Linked DNA regions of Homo sapiens: region 2 is linked to region 1. The links are chromatin loops, found by intact Hi-C in ENCODE. Cell type or tissue: heart left ventricle. All regions are shown on one strand. Each heading gives the region's core, and the rest is flanking DNA. Links, peaks and the distances in the headings are about the cores only.

What was found. Peaks named below come from ENCODE experiments on the same cell type or tissue, not always from the same donor. Only the 100,000 strongest peaks of a DNase experiment are listed, where the experiment ranks them.
Region 2: a loop joins it to region 1, with 2.6 times the contacts of the local background. A loop is called at or near these places in 5 of 110 quality-filtered maps.

Annotation. Positions count from the first base shown.
Region 1 is chr2:106,539,396-106,547,731 of GRCh38, reverse strand. It overlaps a transcript of CD8B2 not described here. Among named protein-coding and RNA genes, the nearest start is that of CD8B2, 56 kb to the right of the region's middle. In heart left ventricle, for the core only: a CTCF peak has its summit at 4,794; a DNase peak (open chromatin) is centred at 4,801; H3K4me3 peaks cover 257 bases; H3K27me3 peaks cover 941 bases.
Region 2 is chr2:106,265,145-106,273,480 of GRCh38, reverse strand. No RefSeq gene overlaps it. Among named protein-coding and RNA genes, the nearest start is that of UXS1, 75 kb to the right of the region's middle. RefSeq lists a silencer at 985-1,044. In heart left ventricle, for the core only: no CTCF peak of the experiment used is centred there; DNase peaks (open chromatin) are centred at 3,510 and 3,590; H3K4me3 peaks cover 1,038 bases; H3K27me3 peaks cover 1,220 bases.

The DNA of each region.
Region 1 (8,336 bases), core at 55-8,054:
GGCAGACAAGATCTTTTTCCTCCAGGGTATGACATTCTAGGGAGCTAGTCTGCCATGGTGCTGGAAGACAATAGTGAGTCATGCTGTAGCAAACTGCATTTTTAAAAAATGGTCCCAGTATTATTTCTGATCTCAATGATGTCCCAGAGGATTGCCACTCATTATCACAAGATGGAGTCAACTTCCCTTCCCGTCTCCTGGGTGGCCATCTTTGGCTACCTTAATGAAGAGGCGCAGAAGTGACACCACAGGACTTTAGAGATTGGGTCACAGAAAGTGGTAGGGTTTCCACCTGGTGCATGCTCTCTCTCCCTCCCTCTCTCTCTCTGTCTCCAGACGATTGTCCTCAGAGCCCGTCTCCCATATCATGAGAACCTCAGGCCACGTAAAGAGGCCACAGGTCGGAGCCGGCAGCCCTGGCAAAGGTCCCAGCAGACAGCCTGCATCCATTACACAAGTGAGTGAGCTCTCCGTGTCTCCAGCCCGAGCCTTCGGACTGCCTTGGGAGGCTGAGCAGAGCCGAGAGGACGCTTCCCTGATGAGCCCTCCTCAAACTGCAGATTCATGAGTAAAATATATATTACTGCTGTTGAAGGTTGCTATGTTTGGGAATGATTTTTATGCAGCAACAGATGACCAAAACACCAGCCACAGCAAAAAATAGCATTGTTATATTTAATGAAAATAAAATGTTTGGTATTCTGAATAGCTTCTCCCACAATAGATGGGTATATTTATGTAACCACACACATATGTATTTAAATTTTAAAACGTGTGAAAACTATAAGTGAGTTCTCCTAATTTTATAAGCGTTTGCCTTAGAAACTTAAGATACATGTTTTGCAGCTAACAGTCCGAGAGTCTCAGAATTTCAAAGCTGAAAATGCTATTGGAGTTTATGGGCTCCAGTCCTCATTTTACAATCTAGAAACCGGAAGCCAGCAATCTTTCTGTTTATCTTGCATGACCTGGAAAATAAAGACACACATTCCTGCTTTGTCACTGTCATTATAACTTCTCTGTTTAGGATGAATTATACTAAATGTGGTAAGAAAATATCATTTCCTTCCTTATCTAAGAAAACACTTCTGTTTAAGAAGCTAAATTTGTCTCCAAAGTTATTAAAATTCCAACTTACTGCCCACTGACAGTCCTGAGGCTGGTGGTGAAGGCGGCAGGTGCCGGGTGGGCACTCGGTCTGGGTTTACATCCCAGCTATGCCACCTACTGCCTGTGTGACTTTGCTGGTTTCACTTCATCCTTTCTGGGCTTACGTTTCCTCATCTGTAAGATTAAGATAATAATATAGCATATAGGCCTCATAGGATTTTTTGAAGAAAATAAATGAAATACCCTATATCAAAGCACCAGAAACAGCTGATATTCAAAAAATGGCAGCAACTCTTCCGACTCTGCCACCCACTCTAACAGCTGCCCCTGGAATTCCATTCATGGGTCTTTCTTACTGAAAAGATAAAGTAATTCATCTTTTTTAGCTCTCTTATTTAGCTTTTCAAGAAGTACATGAAAATCAGTGTGAGCCATCCGAAAGGGTTTAGGCCTTATTGGGATGGGAAACAGGAGGCATTAGAGTGGTTTAAGCAGACAAGAGACATGTTCAGAAGCTGCCTTTATAAATGATTGCTTGGAATGCCGTGTGAAGACAGGACTGGGATGGGTGGCTGACTGACTAGAGGACCAGAAATCTGTGAGGAGGCTGTGCTCATAATTACGGTAAAGCATGTCAGTGGCCTCAGTTAGAGTAGTGGCAGTAAGGCATAAATAATAATAATTATTACTACAGCTGTTGTTTGTCGGCCATCTATGTGATTGCTGAAAGAGGACTCATCCAAGGAGATAGAAAAGCAGGAGAAAACTATATTGTTGCAGAAGCAGAGTGTGTTTTAACGAAAAAGTAGACAACAATATGGAATTCTTTTTTTTTTTTTTTTTTAGATAGTGTCTTGCTCTGTCACCCAGGCTGGAGTGCAGTGGTCCAATCATTGCTCACTGTGCAACCTCAAATTCCCAGGCTTAAATGATCGTCCTGCCTCAGCCTCCTGAGTAGCTGGGACCATGGGGCTACAGACGCATACCACCACACCTGGCTAATATTTTAATATTTTGTAGGGGTGGGGTTTCACTATATTGCCTAGCTGGTCTTGAACTCCTGGGATCCAGCAATCTTCGGCCTCTCAAAGTGCTGGGATCCTCTTGATCAACAAAGAGAGGCCTGGAATTGTAACCGCTTGCACTGATGCCCACTGGAAAGCTATCCTACCCTTTACCATATGGCCTGCACCCATCTGTTGATGGTTCTCAATCCCCTGTACAATAAACAGTGAGGTCAAGTGTGTGGGGTCTGTGAATAGTCCACAGAAGGAGAGGTCGTTCAATTCTTATTTAAACGGTGACATTTAATGATTACGGCGGTCAATTCTACTCCTTTCCACATCGCCAGGGTCTGCTTTCTTCACTGTGCGATGCTATAGCCATGTGAGTCATATCAGTGAAAGGAGACGGTGGCAGGCTCGGAATATGGATTAAACACTTGTTGCTAGTACTTGCTGTCAGCATCCTACTGGCTTTTAGCAGGAGCCTACTACAGAGGTGGTTACGTCCTGCAGAGGATGGCATAGCAAACCCTGTGACAACAGCATGGCTTCCCATGTCCCCTGTGTTTCCCACAGGGGGCGACACCAGCCATGCAGAGTGAAGATTGCACCAGGTGGGAGGTGCTCCTTGACGTCTCACCTGAGGACATTTGGGCATGATCCTCCTCTGAGTGTTGGGGGGCTCTGGCTCAGCGTCTGCATTTGCAAGCACTGAAAGTTTACTGAAGAACCAGCTTTCTACAAGCATCCCCCAAAGGTCAAGCCTCCAGACCTATGGAGAACCACTCTGGAGGATGCCTTCAACAGTCAACACCCAAAAAAACCTCCAGGAGGTGAGATGACTCCTGAAGGTCCCCTCCCGGACTTTTACTGCCATTCAGAGAGCCGACAGAAACAGCCCACTCCCACCCTCTGCCTTCTCCCAGTTCACACCAGGCTCCCTCACTTCTCCAACGCAGGATCCAGAATCTCTGAATTGGATGAGGCCTCAAAGACCGTCCAGCCTAGTCCCTTATTTCGCAAATGAGGTTGTGGAGACATCAGAAGCTGAAGTGGCTTGCTTCGGGTCATGAGTAAGAAAGTGGATTCGACTGGACAGTGTCTGGAAAGGTAGCCTGGAAGGGCTGTGTCTGTCCTCCAGAGGAAGCTGAGAGGAGGCCAGACCCCAACAGCCCAGCTGGGAGTCCGTCCCCTTCCAACCTGGGCCTAAGCCTCAGGAGTGAGTTGAACGGCTCTCCCCGCATGAGAAGACACATAAACTACCCACTAGTATGGTCAGAGTTGTGATCTGTGAAACTGGGCTAAAAACAGCAAGCTACATTTAGTCATTAAGACGTTTATTTCTGCAACTGCTTCCCACATTCCAAATCTATTCAAAAACCTATTCAAATAACTAAAAACTTGTTGGTAACTTTTTTACAACTCCCATGCAGCTTCAGGATGGCCTCGCTAGACACGCATGCAGTCTGAGCACCTGTTCAACCATACTCCACCAAGTCCTGCAATTATTGATGATAAGCCTGCACACAGGCCACCCACGTGCTCTTGACCAAAGCGGATCAGGCAGTCCCAGTCCCTTGCTAGGCATCCATGGGGAAATGTGAAAACAGTTCACAAGATCTGGGTCTGGAAGAAAAATAGGACTTTCATGAGTAGAGAAGAACAATCGAATCAGATGCAAAAGATGGGCAATGTACATCACAAAACTTTCAGTGTATAAGCACAAATCCACAGAAATCCATCCAAGTTCATGGAACCTGTGAAACTCATAGAAAGCTTGAAATATAAACTGTCCAACTAAGACAGCCCTAGCTCCAGTCAATAAGAGTAATTTCACTGGGTTCTCCATGGTCCAGGGCTACTGGAATTCAGAAGATCCTGATATTTACATCATGGATTGACAGGCTTTGGATATTTTGTTTCTTTTTACTTTTATATTCTTTATTTTGTTTAATTAATTTATTTATATTGAGACAGAGTCTCGCCCTGTTACCCAGGCTGGAGTGCAGTGGTGCAGTCTTGGCTTTGGATATTTTGTTTCTTTTTACTTTTATATTCTTTATTTTGTTTAATTAATTTATTTATATTGAGACAGAGTCTCGCCCTGTTACCCAGGCTGGAGTGCAGTAGTGCAGTCATGGCCCACGGCAGCCTCAACTTCCGGGTTCAAGCAATCCTCCAATCCTCAGCCTCCCAAGTAGCTGGGACCATAGGTGGGTGCCACCACGACCGGCTAATTTTATTTTATTTTTTTGTAAAGAGGGGTTCTTATTATATTGCCCAGGCTGGTCTCGAACTGCTGGGTTCAAACGATCTTCCCAGGAGGCCTCAGCCTCCCAAAGTACTGGGATTACAAGCGTGAGCCACTCCGCCAAGCCTGATATTTTATTTGAAAATACCTAAGCCTCACTTGCAGGACTTTGTAGCTGCAGGTAAGGCAGTTCCCGGCGGTCGGGATACAAAGAGAAACATGAGAAGCCCGGGTCCTTCCGCATTGAAGTTACTTCTTCTCAGGAGAGAACTTCCAACTTTCTTTACACTGTTAACAGAGCCTATAACGAGTGGCAATCATGACTAAATACTTGTTCCTTGGGCTCAAAAACAGGGTACATTAACGCGAACCTCCCGGACCTGTGCGGCATGGCCGAGCGCTCCTCTTTCTTTATGCAGTTCTGCGCTGGAACACACGGGGGCAGCAGAGTCTAGCCTGACCCCGAGCAACGTACGGAAATGTTAGGGGCACTGCTCAGTTGATAAGCCGGGGCTGGATGATGGGCGCACATGTATTCACTTATACACACATACGTACATATACATATGTAAAATGTATATACTTTTATATTTATTTATACTTCATATATAGTATGTATTTCATATATATTTCATATATAGTATGTTTCATATATATTTCATATATAATATATATTTCATATATAATATATACTTCATATATAATATATACCTATATATTTATATAACCTATTTTATACATTACATAATATATATCCTTCATGGGGAAGGATTTCTTTACATCCTTCTGGTCTACCCAAAGTTGTCTTTAATAGGCATGTATTTGTTAAATAATCAGGAAAAAAAAAGAATTAACTTGAAAGTGGAAGAAAATGCACATTAATGAAAATCCAGGATATATATTGAGAGTTTTTCCTCACAAAAATATATTTCAGTTTACAAAATAATTAGTAATATAAGGACTCTAAGTAACAATCTCTATTCATGACTGTATTAGTCAAATGCCTTTGAGCACCTCATATGTGTATAAGTCACTCTTTTAGTTTCCAAAGATGGCAAGAGAAGTCAGATCTAGTTACTGCCCGCAGTGAGCCCACAGCTGACCAGCCGTGAACCCCAGATAATGACTGTTATATCAGAGGGATGCGCAAAATGCTGTGCAGACAACAGAGACGGAGACCGTGAACTCTACAAGGGCTGAAGTCCCTGAGGATCTACAGAGGAGGGGAGGCTGAAGGTTTGTCTTCAAAGGTTAAGTAAGAATTGACCAGTTAAAGTGGCAAGTGGCGTATCAGACAGGGAACAGTCAAGACAAAGTTTATGGAGAGTTGGAAGAAGGAAAAGTTGGCTGGAGGTAGAGTGAAGGCTGAGCCATGGGGAACGGTGGTCCCGCCAGAGAGTGAACAGCCTTGACCTCTAGCTTACACTGCAATGGGATGGCTGGCAGAGGCTGTAGTTGAAGCCATGCCTGGGCTCTGGATACAGCTCTGCCAAGATAGGGCAGATTCGTGGTGGAGTTGGAAGGATAGAAGGGATGAAATATGTTGGTAGGTTCTCTATTCCAGTGACTTTCCAACTTTTTAAACTGCAACCTGCAATAAAGAATGCCTTTCACAATGCCACTCAATATACAGAAATATACATGCATGTGTGGTGGACATTCATATAATGCAAACATACATACAATATGTAATGCACTCCCACCTTGTATGGTCTCTATTTCATTAATAGAGAGAGATTTCATAATCCACTAACAGGTCGCATCTTACGGTTTGAAAAATGCATTCTAAAATGGTTTCTCAACCTCATACCTTTGACGTTTTGGGCCAGGTGATTGCTGGTTGTGGGAGCTGTCCTGTTCATTGCACAATGTTTAGCAACATATCCGCTAGATGCCACTAGCATCCCCTTCCCAAGTTCTGACAGCCAATAATGTGCCTGGACATTGTCAAATGTGCCCTGGGGTGCAAAACTGCCCCTTGGTTGAATACCACTGCCCTAACCAAAGGGAAATAATCTGGTTTTGGGGGAAGAGGACGTTTGACCTCACATTCAGGAGTGAGTGGCCCTACTTCCATAGGGGGTCACTAACCACCAACAAGAGAGAAGAAACTGACCAATTTTGAGCATGAATGACGGAGAGGGATCTAGAGTTAGTGGGAGGTCCTAGTGATACACAGATACAAACAGGCATGCTGCAGACCTTGTCACACAGCCAGCGTGCCACCGTGGCCTACCTCAAACCACACCTGCCTGCCTTCCTCTGCCCCAGCCCACCAAGCCTGCCCACCACAGGGCCCTTGCACATCCAGCTCTCTGCAAAACTCTTCATTCCCTCTCCTCCTGCTGGGCTCCTGTGGACCATTGAGTCTCTTAAAGGTCATTTTCCCCAAAAGGCTGTCTCCACTCCCCCAGCCGAATGAAGCTCCCCTGATATGCCTTCAAGACACCCGCTAGTTGTCACTTTGAATACTTACTGCAAAAGGTAGTTATAAGAGTATTTGGGGCCGGGCACAGTGGCTTGCGCCTGTAATCCCAGCACTTTGGGAGGCCGAGGCAGGTGGTTCACAAGGTCAGGAGTTCGATACCAGCCTGGCCAAGATGGTGAAACCCCATCTCTACAAAAAATAGAAAAATTAGCCTGGCGTGGTGGTAGGCGCCTGTAATCCCAACTACTCAGGAGGCTGAGGCAGGAGAATCACTGGAACCCAGGAGGCAGAGGTTGCAGTGAGCTGAGATTGCGTCACTGCACTCTAGCCTGGGTGACAGAACAAGACTCCATCTCAAAAAAAAAAAAGGAGTATTTGGATGATTATTTGCTTGATTTACTTTTTCCCCCTCAAGACTGTGAAAGTCCTGAAAGCAGGGGGTTTGCCTGCTTGGCTCACCCAGAACAACAAGCCGACTTGCTAAATGAGGGAGTGGTACTGCCAGTTGACTTCATTCTTGGTCCTATTTTTATCTGTTTTGAGATTGACATTAATGCGCCTTTGGTGGGCTGGTCTCCTAGGGCTAATTGTCATTTCTTTGCAGTAAGAAATGTTGAAAAGCTTTTTAAATAAAATAATGAAAATACGAATTTCTCACAAAGGCTGAGTTTCTAATAACATAATTATTCCAACACTCATCTTGAGACCACATAATTAAGAAACAGTAATACTTGGATATTTTTTTTAATTTGAGAGGTCTACATAAACGATTCTCTGCATGATTCTTTCTTTGATCATTGAAGCTGTCATTTTCTTTTTTCATTCTTAGGAAATCATTCCACATAACAAAATTGAATTTCTTTCAAGCCATAAAATTATTGGAATATAACATCCACCCTAACTTCATCTACATAACATGAAGTATATAATTTCCACTCAAAATTAATTCTCAATGTAAACAAGAATAACAATAAACCAAAATTCACTTATGTTTACTATGAAATAGATTTAACGATCAGGAAGTCCCATGACAAAAAAGGGAGATTCAGTGACGGGAACAGTGATTAAGTTAGCCAAGATGCTCAGCAGTAGGAGAATACACTTTTTTTTCCCACTTGGCAAAGCTTAAATAATTTTTTAAGTGTCAGATTCTGTTCTTATTTTATCAGCCAAAGGAGGCTTGGTTTCCAAGCCGTGTATCCGTCAAGAAATTGGAATTCAAGCAAACACATATTTTGAAGTTTGATGCATTGAAGCCAAACACTGTAGAGACAATGATAAATATGATATGGTCCATCTTAAAAATGTTTTTGGTGTTTGTGTGAAACATCCTGTAAGCTGGAATTAAGCAGCAAAGAGCAATGATGCCCAGAAGCTGCAGCCCCGTGTGGCCCCCTAATTCCACAGTAAGACCCCTTATTTGTCTTCAGAATAAAAGATGAGCACACCGCACACATGGTATTGTGTCCCAAGTACATCAACTTTCCATGTTTTGGCGTGGAAACAAGAAACATCTTTACTTCAATTCCATAAAGTAGTTCTC
Region 2 (8,336 bases), core at 88-8,087, 270 kb after region 1:
ATGCCTTTTCTGCCTGGGGACCTGGCTGTGCAAGGATGTGATACCAGGAGCTGGGGGCACAGCCTGAGGAGGCACCGGTGATGGGAAGATGCCTCGGCAGAGATGGGGGAGCCTGGGTCCTCAGTGACACTGTCGCATCCTAGAGGTAAGCAACCCCTGCAACTGCTCCATCTCTGGACTATTTGTTATAGAAGGCAAGGAAATTCTTTTTTTTTTTTTTTTTGTTGAGACAAAGTCTTACTCTGTTGCCTGGGCTGGAGTACAGTGGCGCGATCTCAGCTCACTGCAATCTCTGCTGCCCAGGTTCAAGCAATTCTCCTGCCTCAGCTTCCCAAGTAGCTGGGATTACAGGTGCCTGCCACCGCACCTGGCTAATTTTTGTAGTTTCAGTAGAGATGGGGTTTCACCATCTTGGCCAGGCTGGTCTTGAACTCCTGTCCTCATAATACACCCACCTTGGCCTCCCAAAGTGCTGGGATTACAGGCATGAGCCACCGCACCTGGCTGGAAATTATTGTTTAAACTGTTCACCTGAGGTTTTCCATTTCTCCAAGCGGAAAGCATCGTAAATGAAAACAGCCCATTACTCCAAGGCTGTGGCTCCCAACTTTGACTACAAATGGGATCTATTTGGCTGAGCAAATAAATAGATTAATAAATTAATAAATTAATAAATAAAACAACCACTGATTTCTGGGTTCCACATCCCGAAATTCTAATTGTGGGAAACAGGTGCTCAGTGTCGCACAATCAACACTGAGACAAAGGATCTCTCAGCAAGGCTAGTTTACTTTCTGCAGAAAGCGTGCTGCTCGCTAACAGCCTTACCACGAGAGCACACCTGAACAAAGGAGAGGGGGACACTTATAATCTTTGTAACCTGATGCAATCATCCTATGGCTGTGCCCGTTTGCATTGGCTGGAACAGGACCTCACATTCTAAGCTTGACCCAATTGGCTAACAGCTTGAAACTTTTCTAAATAGGCAAAGGGGAAAGAGGACAAAGAAAAGAGGAAGCTAGTCATGAGAGGGTCAGGAGGGTTTCCAAATAAGGAATGGCATGTACTATGGTCTGGGGCTCACTTAACCCTGCCCAGGCACGCCAGGTCAAGTCAGAGCAGTTGCATTGGAACATATATAGATATGCATAGTGCAAAGAAATGACAAGCTCTTTATGGTTTTAAGAAACTTTGAAGAACTTCTCCATTCCTTACACTGATTTAATTGATGTTTGGTGAATGAAAGGTTGATATTGTGATATAATAAGAAATATGTATTTGGTCTTTGTCCCCATTTCCAGGAACAGAGCTCCTAAAACCCTTAGAATGGAATTTCCTGAGTGATAAAGTTTAGAGGAATATCTTTTATTATTCATAATAAGCCTCTTTCAAACATCTGGAGCTGCTAATGCTAATGAGCTGACTCTTGGAGGATGGGGGCTGGTTGCCCCAGCATCCCGCTGGTGATGAGAGGTTGGGAACTTTCAGCCCTATCCCCTGGTCCTCCAAGGAGGGGAGGAGGATTGGAGACTGACTTAATCACCTGTGGTCAATGATCTAATCAATCGTCCCTATGTAATGAAGCTGCCATAAAAAACCACAAACAAAGGGTGTTTGGGAATTTCCAGGTTGATGACCACATTGAGGTGCTGGGAGGTTGTTGTACCCAGAGAGGGCCTGGAAGCTTTGCAGTGCCCACCCCTCACCCTTGCCGTGTCCATCTCTTCCATTCGGCTGTTCCTCAGTTGTATTCCTTGTAATGAACCACCAATAGTAAGTAAAGTGATTTCTTGAGTTCTATAAGTCATCCTAGCAAATTATGGAACCCAAGGAGAGGGTTGTGATTGACAGTCAGTTGGTTAGGATTGTGGGTAGCTCTTAGGATTGTGACTGGTGTCTGAAGTGAGGGCAGTCTTGTAGGACTGAGCCCTTAGCTTGTGGGGTCTGCACTAACCCCGGATATTTAGTGTCAGAATTGCTTAATGTGAGGGGAAAAATACACATTTGGCATCAGCAGTATTGTGTGAGAGTAAAGAAAAGCAGTTTGTTTTCTTTTCAGAAATGCATTGGGGATTTTTAAAGCTGGCATGGGGTTGAGAGCCTCTGCTGTAACATCGGGATATGTGAGGGAACACAGACGCTGCCTCAGAGCCCCTTCCAGTCAGAGCTGGGCAAGGGTGGCTTTAGGAGAAGGTGGGCAAGGTCCCTCTGTCTGCCAGGGCAGGGCAAGGCCAGCTGTGCAAGTGTGTGGGCAGTTCACAGAAGCCTCTAAGGCTGGAAGGAGCTCAGTTTCTACCTAGGACCAGGGGTACACCTGGCATCTGGATAAAAATGACCACATTTCCTCATACAAAAGTGGTCTCACTTCCTCGTCAACAAGAGGAGCTGGTGTGTGGTGTATGTTATGTGTGTTGCGGGGAGGTAGAAGCGTTGCACTTTGATTTGGAATGGATAGAAGTACAGGTTTCCCAGGATAAGGAGGGAAGGTGGGAAGGCCTGACCACCGGTGAGTCTGTGCCAGCCCTGATCCCCGACAGACTTGGGTGTGTGCTGTGTGCACTGAGGTCTCCCCACCCAGGAAAGGAGATGGGCTCTGCTCCCCAACTCGCAGAGACTTAAAGGCTGCAAAGGGTGTGGGTGGCTGCAGAGACCGAGAGTGACAGGGACACACACAGGAACCACAGGCACAGGAAAAACCATGGTCACTACAACGCAGTGCTTGCGGAGGGGCCCAGGTCCCGAGTGGTGCCAGGGAAGTTTTCACCAACAGCTGAGAGCATAGCTGTGGCAGTGGAGGTGCGGGCCTGTGTTGCTGCCCCGAGGGCTGGGAGCCACCTAGCTTTGCTCTGCGGACATGTGCTAAGGGCTGTGACGGGACACCCCACCCTCTTCTCACTGTTGCTACTCTTGCTCTGTAAGTGTCCCTTTAAGGGTTAGCAGGACTCACATTCCTGAGAGTCTCCTGGCCTCAGTGAGGACAGCTGGCCCCATCTTTGGGGTGATCAGGATTGGGAAGGGGCAATTATGTCATTCATTTCTTCAAGGGATATTGAAAGTATCCCACAGGCACTGGCTCCGCCCTTAAAGTGCTTATAACATGTTAGGGAAAGAAAACTGAAGTGCGTAATGAGCCTGATGGAGAAGTAGGACCCCAGCTGGTGCGGAGGGGCAGCGGGCTTTGGCCCAGTTAGGAGCCACCGAGTGGACGTGGTTTGATGAAGCAGGATCCGCCAGGCTTGGTTCGGTGGGGGGTGGGTTCGGTAGGTGGGCGTGGTTTGGTGGGGCGGGGCCGGCCAGGGTGCAGGGAGGTGACCCTGAACGCTGAGCGTGGGACGCCTGGAGCGAGCTGGGTTAGGGAGTGTGACCAGGGTGTGGAATATCTCCCAATATTCAGAAAACGGGGAGCGATAGGAACCTGCAGACGCGGACCCACGCGTCCCGACGTGGGCAGACCTATGTACTTTATGATGCTGCTCTGGCAACGCCCTCCCTCCACCCAAAGGCGGCCGAGAGCCGTGAGCTGACAGCTGGCGCGGGTTGACGGACACAGAGTAAATACGACTTCTAGTACATGGGCCAGTCACTTCCCGTGTTCCTGTTGGCTGTGGGCCTGGGCTCCTCTGTTCAGTGACCATGCACCTGGCCGACGGTGCTGCTCCACCGAGCGCTGAACTCGCTGTCTCCCTGAAGCACGCTCCCCGTCTGGCTGACCTTGCAGGACCGTTTGTTCAAACCACTCCCAGGAACTTCCTGCCCAGGCCCCGCACTCTTCACCCGAACTTCCGTGACTCCTCAGGGCACCGTCGCTTAGGGGTCCGTTTTTGCCAATTCACTGTGTCTTTACTGGTATTGTCTACCAACAGTTACTCATCATTTTCACTCTGAGCGGAGACTATTTCATATTCTTCTTTCATGTGGTTTAAAGTTTAATAACGCTTTTAGTTTCCCCCAAATGTTATTGGAAGCAAAAACTTATACTTTTTTTTTTTCCAAGACAGTCTCACTCTCTCGCCCAGGCTGGAGTGCACTGGTGCGATCTCGACTCACTGCAACCTCCGCCTCCCAAGCTCAAGCGATTCTCCTGCCTCAGCCTCCCCAGTAGCTGGGGTTACAGGTCCGCACCACTACCGCCCTGCTAATTTTTGTTTTTCAGTAGAAACGGGGTTTTACCTTGTTGGCCAGGCTGGTCTCAAACTCCTGACCTCGTGACCTGCCCGCCTCAGCCTCTCAAAATGCTGGGATTATAGGCGTGAGCCACCGCACCCGACCATATTTTCTACTGGTAAATACACACATGAACAAACTTTTGAAGGTCCTAAAGGGAAAAGTAAGTTTTCCTCTCTCCTCTGCCTTTCATTTCATTTAATTACCCCCAATGCAATCACTCCTAGGTTTCTTGGTTATCCTATGATAAATATCTTATATGCTTATGAACATTTGTGAATATATATATTTTTTCACATAAATGGTAATATGTTATATTCACTATTCTGCATGTTGCCTTTGTCACTCACATTATATCTTGCAGCATCGTCTGTATCAGTATACATAGTCCTTCCTCTTTCTTTCTTTCCTTTGGAGGCAGACTCTCTCTGTTGCCCAGGCTGGAGTGCAGTGGTACGATTTCCACTCACTGCAACCCCACCTTCCCGAGTTCAAGTGATTCTCGTGCCTTAGCCTTCCAAGTAGCTGGGACTACAGGTGTGTGCCACCACCCCAGTCTAATTTTTGTATTTTTAGTAGAGGCAGGGTTTCACTATGTTGGCCAGGCTGGTCTCATACTCTCCCAAAGTGTTGGGATTATAGGCGTGAGCCACCGTGCCCAGCTACCCTCTTTCTTTTTTAATAGCTGCATACTATTCCATGGTGCAGATGTGCACATGATCATTTAGCCAGGCCACCATTGATGAACATGTGGGACAAGCAATGTCGCAATGAATATGCTCATGATTACATAGGTTCGCGCTTACACCAGTATATCTAGGATAATTACTGAAGAATAGAATCCCTGGATCTAAGGGTATGTATGTATATTTCAAATTTTGGCCAATATTGTCAAATTGCCTTTGTAGAGGTTGTACCAATTTACATACTCACAAGCAATATAAGAAGTGTCATGCTTCTCACACCCTCAGAAATCTAGCATGTGGTTTGATCTTGAGGCAAAAGCTGTTTGCTGAACACTCGTCCTGTGCACAGCATTCTGCTGGGTGCTGCCAGCATGTGGAAGGCTGTGATAGGAGCAGCACTTGCCCCCGGGGCGGCCTGGTGGTCCTCCCCTGCTGGGCAGAGCAGCCCCATGAGATCAGCAGCAATGTTCAAGTCAGTGAGGTTCACAGAGGGCGTGTGGATTGGGGTTGCTGGTTTGCTGTGGTTATGGTTTATTTTAAATGGCTGTCAGTTTGTGGGAAGGGTTATATGAAGGTCACAAAACAAAGGAGGAAATGGTTCAGATTCAGAGGGCAAGGGAGGGACAAGGACAGAGTGAGGACAAGGGTAGAGTAGATGAATGGTTTCTGGAGTCATCAGGTGCTGGAGAGTGGAGAAGAGCATGGAACACAGGGAGGAGACAGAGTTTTGGGTAAAAAAAAAAACCCAAAATACAAAATCTAAACCATGAGAGAAGATATGGGTGTTTAAAAATGCCTGGAAAATTTCACACAACAGTTATTTTTTTTTTGGGTGGGGGGGTTGTAGTTAATTTCATAAATTATAGAATTTCCTTGTCTCCCAGCCTCTGGCTTTCATATCTCAATACCTTTTTATTCTTAGTTTTTAGGTGGTTTCGCCATTTTTGCTCAGTCACATGGTGATTGGACATCGGTATCTTGGGGACCACTGGCAGTGTTGTTGGGGAGCTGGGAGGAGGTCAGGGAGGGCCCTGGGTTTGTGTTGAAGCAAGTGAAACCTTGAGCCAGTGGCCACTGGAAGTTCTACAGGAGGCTGGACATTTCTTAGGTGGAACTGGAGCATCAAGCTCAAATCATGTTTAAATCAATTGGTTTCAGTACTTTTTTTTTTCTTGCTATTTTTTTGAGACAGAGTCTCACTCTATTATACAGGCTGGAGTGCAGTGACATGATCTCGGCTCACAGTAACCTCCACGTTCTGGTCTCAAGTGATCCTCCTGTCTCAGCCTCCCGAGTTGCTCAGACCAGAGATGTGTGCCACCACGCCCGGATAACTTTTCGTATTTTTTGTAGAGACGGGGTTTCACCATGTTGTCCAGCCTGGTCTTGAACTCCTGAGCTCAAGCAATCTGCCTCCCAAAGTGTTATAGGGCTCAATGCACTCAAGTGGCTCATTCAGTTATTTATTTGTATCAACAAATACTTTTATTTGGGGGTTATAATTAAGAACATCATGAGCTCCTGCATGCTGAGCCCTGTATCCTTTTAATAGTCCCCATTTGATTTTTGAGCACTTCTTATATTTTGGCTCCATAAGACCTTCAGGCCCATCTTGTATTTTCCCTGCCCCATCCCTAGAACCAACTCCTCTCTGAGGAGCCCTGGTTTCTCTTCTTGGAGAATGGGCTCTAGAAACAATATCTGGGAGCAGGGCATGCTCATGTTACTAAGGTGTCACTGCTAGATTTTCTCAGTCAACAGACCTAGCAAGGCCTGTATCTACAGTGACTCATGCTCACACATCTGTATGCACTTCTGTCATTTCTATCTATGTATGTCTGTTTTTTAGGATTAATACAGAGACAGGGTCTTGCTACGTTGCCCAGGCTGGTTTTGAACTCCTGGCTTCAAGCAATCCTCCCCCCTCGGCCTCCCAAAGTGCTGAGATTACATGTGTGAGCCACTGAACCTGGTCCGTGTATATCTATTTAAACCTCCATGAATTCATATCCACACCTGTGAGGCCGATCTCACACCACAAGTTCAACCTAGCCTCATTTGTAACTTATTTCTCCAGCTGTGAGAAACCTGGCTCTCCTTGACCATAGTACATTTACTGTCTTCAACCCGAGTGTACACCTGCCCCTGTGAGGTGAAAATCCACACCTGCACTGTAGCATCTTTGTGCCATTCTTATGGTCCTGGCCTGATGAGATCCAGCCACAGAACTGCCTTCCAAAGTTCCTTAGTGAAAGATTCTCCCCCAGGGCCTGAAAGCTTAAGGGAATGAATAACTCCTCCCTTCTCAGGCCCAGTCCCAAGGCACAAGACCACTTGGGCCAGCAGCGTGCCTCAGCAAGACAGCAGAAGCAGGAAGAGAGCTGGTCGGAAGACACATATCCCCTGAAGAGCGACAGGGAAGCCTTCTGGGTACTATGTAGAAGTCACGTCAGAGTGGGACACTTCCTGTTTACGGAAGACTATAAAACCCCTGCCTCGGGCCAGGCGCGGTGGCTCACGCCTGTAATCCCAGCACTTTGGGAGGCTGAGGCGGGCGGATCACGAGGTCAGGAGATGAGACCATCCTGGCTAACACGGTGAAACCCCGTGTCTACTAAAAATACAAAAAATTAGCCGGGCGCGGTGGCGGGCGCCTGTAGTCCCAGCTACTCGGGAGGCTGAGGCAGGAGAATGGCGTGAACCCGGGAGGCGGAGCTTGCAGTGAGCCGAGATGGCGCCACCGCACTCCAGCCTGGGCGACAGAACGAGACTCTGTCTCAAAAACAAAAACAAAACAAAAAAACCCCTGCCCTATCCTTACTTGGGGCTGACGCCATTTTAGACCTCATCTCGCCTGCACCCAGGTGCTCATTAAAACAGCGTGTTGCTCCATGGCGCCTTGTGTTGTTTGTTGGTGCACTCTCCGGGTTCCAACCGATACAAGAGCCTTGCACTTAGGTCAGGGTTGTTTTTTTTAAAAAAAAAAAAAAAAAAAAAAAAAAAAAAAAAAAAACAGGGGCTGACTCTGTTGCTGAGGATGGAGTGCAGTGGTACGATCATGGCTCACTGCAGCCTCAGACCTCCCGGGCTCAGGTGATCCTTCCACCTCAGGCTCCTGAGTAGCTGGGACTACACACGTGCACCACCATGTCCAGTTAATTTTTCTGTATTTTTAAGAGAGATGGGGTTTTCACCATGTTGCTCAGGCTGGGTCAGGAGATTTTAATGATGACATGAACAAACCAGAAAACAAAAATAGTGATAGGAAAGGAGAGCCTGGGTGGGAGAGGGTGGTAAGACAGAAGGAAAATGACACCCCAGGGTCTTGGGACCAGCAATGCTTGACTGGGAAACTGCTCCGCATGTGTGGCTGTGACCTGTCTTGTTGGAGTGTACGTTCTGTTTGGTTTTCAGTCCCGAGGAGTCACAGAGTTGCCTATTTCTCAGGGCAACAGCAGGAAAGGCCCTCCTGAGGCCCATGGTGCC